Regions from separate parts of the Homo sapiens genome. Here region 2 is linked to region 1. Evidence: read pairs that join two places in POLR2A ChIA-PET (ENCODE). Cell type or tissue: CD4-positive, alpha-beta T cell. All regions are shown on one strand. Each heading gives the region's core, and the rest is flanking DNA. Links, peaks and the distances in the headings are about the cores only. Region 1 has its middle 42 kb from the start of LINC01842. Region 2 has its middle 4.4 kb from the start of DNAJB1.

Region 1 (5,372 bases), core at 281-5,280:
ACCCAGAAGGAAGCTGTGGCCCAACCACCCAGATGGGTAACCCTGACAGGGGCAACCTGCCCTCTTGTCAATCAAGGCTGGACCAGGTGGTGTGGGGAGGGGTGGAGGACTAAGAGGGGGCAAAGAGGAGGGTAGGAAGGTCCTGGCCTAAACGACCCAGTTAGTTTCCCCATCACCCCCTACCCCCATTCTGTATCCCAGGGAAGTAAAGTGCAGCTGGGTTCCTGGTTGCCAGGGCGACTGACAAAAAAAAAGACTTGGGGGGAGGAAAACACCCCGGGGCATGAAGGAGCAATTTGCTCTCAGGTCTGGGAGTCAGCACCGGAATCAGAATGTCCTAAGGAGGAAAGAAAACTGAGCGAGCCGGGCTTGGGCAGGCGGCAAACCTTCCCAAGGCCCCCTGCCAGCCATCCTAAGGGAGAGAGGGTAGGGGCGACCCCAGCTCTGTGTGGGAGGCGCCAACTCTAAGCCCACACCCCCGAGGCTGCCCCTCCCACCCGAAGAGTTTAGCACCCAGGGTCTGTGGGGGGGGGAGGCGGGGGCGGGGGCGGGGCTTCCCAACGGATTGCCTTTTTTTTTTTTTTTTTTTTTTAATTTCCAGTTCCGCCTTGGGACGAGGCCCTGGCTGGGGGAACCGCATCAGGCCTGACACCCATCCCATTCCCCCCTAAACCCAGAACGACATCCAACCTCATTCCGCAGCCCCTTCCCGACCTCGCCGCTCAGGCTATGATGGAAAGGTCCCTGGGAGTGGGGAGGAGGGCGAATTTAAACCCAGAGAGAGATCCTGTAGCCCAGTTCTCCTCGGTTCCCTAAACCTCCAGGAAAGCGGAGAAAGTCACATTGTGGTGGCAGCTGCAGGTTTTTTTTTTTTAATCTGTTAATAAAACGCAAGTGAATCAAATCCGCCCTAAGGGAAGGGGGGGGGGCGCGGCGAGGCAGGGGCCATGGTGTTTGCAGAAGTTGGAAATTTAATAAGAAGGAAAAATAAAAATAGCCACTGTGCTGGAGAGAGAGAGAGAGAAGGTTGGGAGAAGCAGGCAAGTGTGGGACTCCTGGCTGGGTGGAAACGTGCAGAGGGGGCTGGGGAAGGCGAGGGCACCCCTAGTCTGGAGGAGCAAGGGAGACACTGCTGGGGATACCAGGAGGGGAGTCTTTGGGGTGTCACCCAGAACAGTCCAGTTCCTTGGCAGATTTTTCACCAGCAATGAGCTGGGCACAGAGGTTGGGGTTTGGCCCTCTAAACACCTGGGTGTAGAGGTCCAGCCTCTGGTTACTTGGTCTTCACAGCGCCCCTCACCTTCTGAGCTACTCAAGAGATGGGGGACAGGAGCAGTACTGCCAAGAACAGTTGTGCAAGTTGCACACTGCACAAGCATACCAGACAGAAGCTAGAGCAGAAGCTGACGTCGTCTGTTCCCCTCACCACACATTGCATCTGCCCAGAGGAAGAGGTACCTTTTATTTATTTTATTTTATTTTATTTTATTTTATTTTATTTTATTTTATTTTATTTTATTTTATTTTATTTTTTGAGATGGAGTCTCACTGTTATTGCCTGGGCTGGAGTGCAATGGTGCGATCTTGGCTCACTGCAACCTCTGCCTCCCAGGTTCCAGCAATTCTCCTGCCTCAGCCTCCCGAGTAGCTGAGATTACAGGTGCCCGCCACCACGCCCAGCTAATTTTTGTATTTTTAATAGAGACGAGGTTTCACCATGTTGGCCAGGCTGGTCTCGAACTCCTGACCTCAGGTGAGCTGCCCACCTCAGCCTTTCAAAGTATTGGGATTACAGGCATGAGCCACGGCACCCAGCATGGAAGGGGTACCTTTTAAAGATCTACACAAGGCCGGGCGCCATGGCTCATGCCTGTAATCCCAGCACTTTGGGAGGCCAAGACAGAAGGATCACCCAGGACCTGAAGACCAGCCTAAGCAGCATAGGGAGGCCCCCATCTCTACAATAAATAAATAATGAGAAAATAAACACCTGGCTGGGCGTTGTGGCTCACGCCTGTAATCCCAATGCTTTGAGAGGCCCAGGCAGGCAGATTGCTTGAGCTCAGTTCAAGACCAGCTTGGGCAACATGGTGAATCCCTGTCTCTATGAAAAATACAAAAATTACCCAGGCATGGTGGCGCACAACTGTGGTCCCAGCTACTCAGGAGGCTGAGGTGGGAGGATCGCTGGAGTGGAGGCTGCAGTGAGCTGTGATCACGCCACTGCACACCAGCCTGTGTGACAGAGTGAGATCCAGCCTCAAAGAAAAAGGGAAAAGTCCACACAAAGTTGATAGTGAACCAGCTGCATCTCTGAACACATCCAGTGATACCCCCTCCACCCACCTCCAGGAAACCCAAGATTGCTGACCGGCCCAGCCAGAGCAGCTTTGAGCTGGCTGCAGCCTGTGGGGTCCTCTGGGAGCAGCTGAATGGAATTTGTTCATGCATTCACTCAACAAGTATTTACTGGGTGTTTATTTCATGCCAGGTGCCGTGCTGGGCAGTGAATGAATGAACCTTGCCCTGGGTTTAACACTCCAGTGGGATGAACAGACAAACCCCACAAGCACTGCATACGGTATGCAAAATGGGATGCATGCTATGGAGGGAAATACAGCTGGGAGGGGTGGGGGCGGGCAGGGGCCCTGGGTGCAATTTTTGCAAAGTCACCTCACTGAGGAGGGGACATTGCCGCAAACCCAGAAGCAGGCAAGGAGGAGTCACGTGGCTGGCTGAGGGAACAGCATTTTAGGCAGGGGGAACAGCCTGTGCAAAGCACTGAGACCTTGTTTTGTGAATTGAGTGCCTTGAAATATGCGTTGCTTGGCCCTAGTTAAGGTTCTGAAAGAGCCTTTAATTTTTTTTCCCCTAGACCTGGGTGGGGCGGCTCATGTCTGTAATCCTAACTACTCAAGAGGCTGAGGTGGAAGGATCGCTTAAATCCAGAAGGTTGAGGCTGCAGTGAGCCATGATCATACCACACGGCACTTCACCCTGGGTGACAGAGCAAGACTTTGTCTCAAAAACAAAAAACAAAAAAATCCAATTCTGGCCGGGCGCGGTGGCTCACGCCTGTAATCTCAGCACTTTGGGAGGCCGAGGCAGGTGGATCACAAGGTCAGGAGTTCAAGACCAGCCTGGCCAAGATGGTGAAACCCCGTCTCTACTAAAAATAAAAAAAAAATTAGCTGGGCATGGTGGCACGTGCCTGTAGTCCCAGCTACTCGGGAGGCTGAGGCAGGAGAATTCCTTGAACCTGGGAGGCGGAGGTTGCAGTGAGCCAAGATTGTGCACTGCACTCTAGCCTGGGTGACAGAGCGAGACTCCATCTCAAAAAAAAAAAAAATCCAATTCCAACCTATACAAGGCAGCAGCTGTGAGGTGACACAAGTATGAACCCCATTAAGTCCCCTCAAAAGCCAGAATCTTGGATTTCTTTCACAAGTGAATGACCCCCCCCCAATCTTGAAGGAAAATCATTCTAGCAGCAAATCCTAGACAGGACTTACTATCAGCCAGATATTGCCATCTGCCTTAACTGGTTTAATCCTGACAGTGAACCCCAATGATGTAGAAAATGTTACCACCATTTTTTTTTTTTAAATACGGAGTCTCGCTCTGTCCCCCAGGCTGGAGTGCAGTAGTGCAATCTCGGCTCACTGCAACCTCTGACTCCTGGGTTCAAGTGATTCTACTGCTTCAGCCTCCCAAGTAGCTGGGATTACAGGGGCACACCACCACACCTGGCTAATTTTTATATTTTTAGTAGAGATTTTTATATATTTGCCATGTTGGCCAGGCTGGTCTCGAAGTCCTGACCTCAGGTGATCTGCCTGCCGCAGCCTCCCAAAGTGCTGGGATTACAGGCATGAGCCACCATGCCCGGCTGTTATCACCATTTTACAGGTGGTGAAACCAAGACACAGAACAATGCAGTGGCTCCCACGTGTGGATAAGAAGTAGCTTGTGGATTTGAACCCAGGACACCTTGTCTGTGCATTGAGCCAGGCCGATCTGCACCCAGGCACCTGCCCAGGTAGATGCAGGGCCTGTGAGATTCTTCCAAGGCCTCCCATTTTGATGGGGTCCCCAGGCCTCCAGGCCTGCACTGGAGCTGGTCTGCTTCCAGGTGGAGCCAATGGAGGGTCCTGGTGCGGGGGAGTCGGCGTTGGCGGGTGATTGATGGTTTAATATCTCGCGCTGCGACCCGGGCCCCTCCTCGCCCACGCCTCTGCGGGCGGCCCCCAGTGAGAGGTGGAGATGGGATAATTCGGTTACCAAAAAGAGAATGAAAATTCCAGAGAGAGAAAGAGACAGAGAAAGAGGTGCAGACCAGGGAGTGAGCTGGGAGCTGATTTGGCAGGGCTGGGCTTGGATGGGAGGGAGGAGGCCGACTCTCAAATCCGGAATCCCTCTGGGGGCCTGGGGACTCACAGGTCCCAGCCGTCTTCAACTCCCATCTGACTTCCTGTCTTGAGAACAGAGACAGCAGATATGACAAGTGAGAGGTCACAGGCAGGGGCAAGGCCTCAGAGGAGAGGGAAGCATGTGGCCTCCGCCTGGGACAACTGCTGGCAGGTGAGGCCAAGGGGAGGTAGGGACTAGTGGAGTTGGGGTGGAGGGAACAGGAGACTCCAAGTTCCCAGCTCAGAGGCTTCTGGTCATCCTTGACTCGAGTCCTCTCTCTCTTTTTTTTTTTTTTTTAGATGGAGTCTTACTCTGTCTTCCAGGCTGGAGTGCAATGGCATAGTCTAGGCTCACTGCAACCTCCGCCTCCCGGGTTCGAGCAAGTCTGCTGTCTCAGCCTCCTGAGTAGCTGGGACTACAGGCGTGCAGCACCACACCTGGCTATTTTTTGTATTTTTGGTACAGACGGTGTTTCACTGTGTTGGCCAGGCTGGTCTCGAACTCCTGACCTCAAGTGATTCTCCCACCTTGGCCTCCCAAAGTGCTGGGATTACAGGCGTGAGCCACCGTGCCCCGCTGGAGTCCTCTCTTTTTTTCTCTTTCCATCCACGTTCAAACCTCGGACTTCATTTCTTCCCCACCTCCCCGGCCCTCACTTGGTCCAGCCCAGCATCCCTCACCTGGTCCAGCCCAGCATCCCTCACCTGGACTGTGCAGTTCCCTCTACCCTTGCTCAGGTCTCCAGCCTGGCCCTGAAGCCTGTTCCCTCCGCAGCCTCCAGAGGGCGCGAGCGAACACCTGATCAGGCCACGCCCCCTCCTCCCGCTCAGAACCGGGAAAGCTCCCACCTTGTGTTAATTTCCCATGGTTGCCGTCACTAGCTAGCATTTATTTAACGACGCAAATTATCCTACAGCTCTAGAGGTCAGAGATGTGGTTCAGGGTCTCACCTGCCTAAGACC
Region 2 (5,372 bases), core at 243-5,242, 230 kb before region 1:
ATGTTGTTTTTTTGTATCCGTAGCTCATTCCTTTTTATAGCTGAATAGTATTCCATTGTGTGGATGGATCCCATTTGTTTATCCATTCATCCATTGAAGGACAGTTAGGGTTTAACTGCTGTTGGTAATAACTAATAAAGCCTCAGCAAACATTCGCTCATGAGACTCCATCTCAAAAAAAAAAACAAAAAAAGTAGATTTTACCCTGCTGGTGTTGCTATGTTGATGAAATTGAGAGGAGCCAGGAAATGAACATTATAATAGTATCTTTTTTATTTTTATTTTTGAGATGGAGTCTCGCTCTGTCACCCAGGCTGGAGTGCAGTGGCGCAATCTCGGCTCACTGCAACCTCCACCTTCTGGGTTCAAGCGATTCTCCTGCATCAGCCTCCCGAATAGCTGGGTTACAGGTGTGCACCACCATGCCCAGCTAATTTTTGTGTTTTTAGTACAGACGGAATTTCACCATGTTGGTCAGGATGGTCTCCATCTCTTGACCTTGTGATCCTCCCGCCTCGGCCTCCCAAAGTGCTGGGATTACAGGCATGAGCCACCGCACCCAGCCATGAATTTTTATATATGAACAAAGGTTTTCATTTCACATGGGTATCCCACTGGGAGTGGGATTGTTGGCTCATATGGCTATAGCGCTTTTTGAAGGTCTTTTTTTTTTGAGAACGAGTCTCGCTCTGTTGTCCAGGCTGGAGTGCAGTGGCACCATCTCGGCTCATTGCAACCTCCACCTCCTAGGTTCAAGTGATTCTCCTGCCTCAGCCTCCCAAATAGCTGGGATTACAGGTGCACGCCACCATGCCTGACTAATTTTTGCATTTTTAATAGAGATGGGGTTTCACCATGTTGGCCAGGCTGGTCTCGAACTCCTGACTTCAAGGGATCCACCTGCCTCAGCCTCCCAAAGTGCTGAGATTACAGGCATGAGCCACCGCACCCAGCCTTGAAGATCTTTTCCAAATTTATTTGGATTTTTATTTATTTTTGAGACAGGGTCTCACTGTCTCTCAGGCTAGTGTGCAGTGGCACACTCATAGCTCACTGCAGCTTGGAATTCCTGAGCTCAAGTGATCCTCCCACCTCAGCCTCCCAAGTAGCTGGCACGTGCCACCATGCCCAGCTTATTTCTTTGTCATTCTTTGCAGATATGGGGTCTCACTATGTGGGCCAGGCTGATCTGGAACTCCTGGGCTCAAGTGATCCTCCTGCCTTGGCCTCCAAAAGTGCTGGGATTACAGATGTGAGCCACCGCACCTGGCCTGAAGGTCTTTTTTTCAACAGGTGAAGAGCTGAAGACAGGAGTAATGCAATTTTCTTAAAATTAAGGCTTTATGATCATCTGAGTCACATTATACACAAGCTGAGTGTCTACTGTAAGCACTCAGTATGCTAAACACTTCAGCATTTTACTCTCTGGGTGACCCTGGGGAAGTCACATGACCTCTCAGAATCTCCATCTCCCCACCTGTAAAATGGGTGTAATGATAGCCCAACCTCATAGGGCTGTTGTGACAAGTATATGAGTTAATATTCATCGAGTACTTGGAACAGGCTTGGCCATGTCAGTGTTAGATGTTATTATAGGCCAGACATGGTGGCTTATGCCTGTAATCCCAACACTTGGGGAGGCCAAGGCCGGCGGATCACCTGAGCTCAGGTGTTCGAGACCAACCTGAGCAACATGGCAAAACCCCATCTCTACCAAAACCATAATACAAAAAATTAGCCGGGCATGGTGGCAGGCACCTGTGATCCCAACTACTCAGGAGGCTGGGGCAGGAGGATCATTTGAACCTGGGAGGTGGAGGTTGCAGTGAGCCAAGATTGTGCCACTGTGCTCCAGCATGGGTGACAGTGTGAGACCCCATCTCAAAAAAAAAAAAAAACAAAAACAAGGCCGGGTGTAGGGTTCAACCCTTGTAATCCCAGCACTTTGGGAGGCCAAGGTGGGTGGATCATGAGATCAGGAGTTCGAGATTAGCCTGGCCAACATGGTGAAACCCAGTCTCTACTAAAAATACAAAAATTAGCCAGGTGTGGTGGTAGGCACCTATAATCCCAGCTACTCAGGAGGCTGAGGCAGAGAATCGCTTGAACCCAGGAGGCGGAAGTTGCAGTGAGCTGAGATCACACCACTGCACTCCAGCCTGGGTGACAGAGTGAGACTCCATCTCAAAAATAAAAATAAAAATGTTATTATAATGTTCATTTCCTGTTCACTTCCTGTTCATTTCCTCTCAATTTCATCCACATAGCAACACCAGCAGCGTAAAATCTACTCTTTTCTTTTCTTTTCTTTTCGAGACAGAGTCTGGCTCTGTTGCCCAGGCTGGAGTACAGTGGCGTGATCTTGGCTCACTGCAACCTCCACCTCCCAGGTTCAAGCGATTCTCCTGCCTCAGCCTCCCGAGTAGCTGGGAGTATGGGCACATGCCACCATGCCCAGCTAATTTTTGTGTTTTTAGTAGAGACACCACGTTGGACAGGCTGGTCTCAAACTCCTGACCTCAAGTGATCCACCCGCCTCAGCTTCCCAAAGTGCTGGGATTACAGGCATGAGCCACCGCACCCGGCCTAATCTACTCTTATCTCCAATTTATGGAGGACAGACCTAATGCTCCCAGAGATCAAGCAGGCTGTGGAAGATCACACACGTAGGAAATAAGGAAACAGTTGGTCCAGGATTTGAACTAAAGCAACTGTCCTCAGACTCACTTGCATAGTTCCTGTATCAGTCAGGATTTTACCAAAGACACAGAGCCAGAGCCAGTAGGAGTGTGTGTGTGTGTGTGTGTGTGTGTGTGTGTGTGTGTGTGTGTGTGTCTGTGTGTGTGTCTGTGTTTGTGTGCAGAGATTTATTTCAAGGAATTGGCTTACATGCTTGTGGGGGCTGGCTAGACAACACCAAAATCTGCTGGGTGGGCTAGCAGGCTGGAAACTTAGGCAGGAGCTGATGCTTTTTCTGCCGGGAAACCTCAGTGTTTGCTTTCAGTGTTGGCTTTTTTTTTTTTTTTTTTTTCTTCGAGACAGAGTCTTGCTCTGTCACCAGGCTGGAGTGCAGCGGCCTGATCTTGGCTCACTGCAACCTCTGCCTCCTGGGTTCAAGTAATTCTCCTGCCTCAGCCTCCCAAAGTGCTGGGATTACAGGCGTGACCCACCACACCCGGCCTCAGTGTTGGCTTTTTAAAGTCTCTAGACTGATTGGATGAGGCCCGCTTACATCCTCACATCCTTGAGGGTCATGTCCTGTTTTTAAAGTCAAGCAACTGTAGACGTGCTAACCTAACCGCATCAACATAATAACTTCACAGCAACACCTAGATTAGTGTTTAGTTGAATAACTAGGTTCTAGAGCTTAGCCACGCTGACACAACAAACAACTATAACAGCTTTTCCAAGTTAAGAGCCCAATATCTGCTGAAGTTGACGCAGAGGCCATTTTTTCAGTAATATTCTGAAGTTCTCAGTGAGTGTTCAGGTCACAGTACCATGTCCATTAGGAGAGAGTTACTGGGTTTGTTTGTTTGTTTAATTTCCTGGCTCCTAGAACTGATTAAAAAAAAAAAAATTAAAACTTCCCGAACTGGCTGGGCGTGGTGGCTCACGCCTGTAATCCCAGCACCTTGGGAGATCAAGGCGTGTTGATCACCTGAGGTCAGGAGTTCAAGACCAGCCTGGCCAACATGGTGAAACCCCATCTCTACTAAAACTACAAAAATTAGCCAGGCATGGTCGCAAGCACCTGTAGTCCTAGCTACTTGGGAGGCTAAGGCAGGAGAATCACTTGAACCCAGGAGGCGGAGGTTGCAGTGAGCTGAGATCGTGCCACTGCACTCCAGCCTGGGCTACAAGAGTGAAACTCCATCTCAAAACAAACAAACAAAACTTCCTGAACATGACCCAGGCTTACTCAAGGAGGGGAGAGTTCCCAGCTCTAACACTGACCCCAAGCACAAAGACATCCCTTCCGCAGTGTTTTTAGCAAAATGTTCCCCTCCAGTGTGTCAAGAAACTTTTATTATTATTATTATTATTATTATTATTATTATTTTGAAACTCTCACTCTGTCACCCAGTCTGGAGCACAGTGGCACGATCTTGGCTCACTGCAACCTCTGCCTCTCGGGTTGAAGCGAGTCTCATGCCTCAGCCTCCAGCGTAGCTGGGATTACAGGCACCTGCCACCGCACCCGACTAATTTTTGTATTTTTAGTAGAGACGGGGTTTCACCACGTTGGCCAGACTGGTCTCGAACTCCTGACCTCAGGTGATCCACCTGCCTCAGCCTCCCAAAGTGCTGGGATTATAGGCGTTGAGTCACCGTGCCTGGCCTATGGCAAGAAACTTTAGAACAACCAGAAAGGCCCACCCAGAGCCATGTTAAAGCCTTTGGAGGCTGCTGCACTTGTAATTCTAAATTAAATTTATATTATAAAATACTAGTTTATAAAGTCACAAGCTCTGAGTTTTTCCCCATAATGCTCCTGATAGTTATTTATATAATTTTTTTATGGGGAGGTTCAGGATCTCACTGTCATCCAGGCTGGAGAGCAGTGGCACAATCATAGCTGACTGCAGCCTCAAATTCCTGGGCTCAAGCTATCCTCCTACCTTGGTCCACTGAGTAGCTGGGACTACAGGCTCACATCATTGCACCCGGCTAATTTTTTTTATTTTTAATTTTTTGTATAGATGGGGTCTCACTATGTTGCCCAGGCTGGAACTCCTGGCCTCAAAAGATCCTCCCACCTCACCTTCCCAGAATGCTGGGATGACAGGCGTGAGCCACTGTGCCCAGCCTAGTAACTTTTTAAAAAATATCAAGTTCTCTCTCCCCATAATTGCTTCAGGACCCCTGCTCAAGTATGGTTCTCGATGTCTAGGGAATTTCAGCCCCATCCTCCCGGGTTGTCCAGTTCTAGTCCAGAGTTCTTGCTGATGCAGTTACCTCAGAGATCATTGAGTGGGCCAAGAGAACCAGATCTGCCTGCTGGATGCTCCTGATAGTTATTTATGTAACTATCCGCCATGATGCTCCTGATAGTTATTTATGTAACTTTTTTATGGGGAGGCTGAGGGTCTCACTGTCACCCAGGCTGGAGTGCAGTGGCACAATCATAGCTGCCTGCAGCCTCAAATTCCTGGGCTCAAGAGATCCTCCCGCCTCAGGAGGCAGGAGGATGGTCTTCTTCTTCAGGAGTCCCTGTCTGCCCAGGGGCAGCTGTCACTGGAATCTTTTAGCTGCCAGGAATGAGGTGATGGCTGAAGAGCCCACCACTAAGAAAATGGTTAGTCACCCCTTTGACAATGCTTCCTTTGTGCCATGCCTGCTCTGAGCACTTTGCAAATGTTGACTCATAT

The links. Peaks named below come from ENCODE experiments on the same cell type or tissue, not always from the same donor. Only the 100,000 strongest peaks of a DNase experiment are listed, where the experiment ranks them.
Region 2: POLR2A ChIA-PET joins it to region 1 with 5 read pairs; 3 of 35 experiments call an interaction of 5 or more read pairs at or near these places.

What each region holds. Positions count from the first base shown.
Region 1 is chr19:14,288,836-14,294,207 of GRCh38, reverse strand. No RefSeq gene overlaps it. Among named protein-coding and RNA genes, the nearest start is that of LINC01842, 42 kb to the left of the region's middle. In CD4-positive, alpha-beta T cell, for the core only: CTCF peaks have their summits at 4,921 and 5,124; a DNase peak (open chromatin) is centred at 5,257.
Region 2 is chr19:14,520,147-14,525,518 of GRCh38, reverse strand. It overlaps a transcript of DNAJB1 not described here. Among named protein-coding and RNA genes, the nearest start is that of DNAJB1, 4.4 kb to the right of the region's middle. RefSeq lists an enhancer at 5,099-5,372. In CD4-positive, alpha-beta T cell, for the core only: no CTCF peak of the experiment used is centred there; DNase peaks (open chromatin) are centred at 2,268 and 3,278; H3K27ac peaks cover 4,159 bases.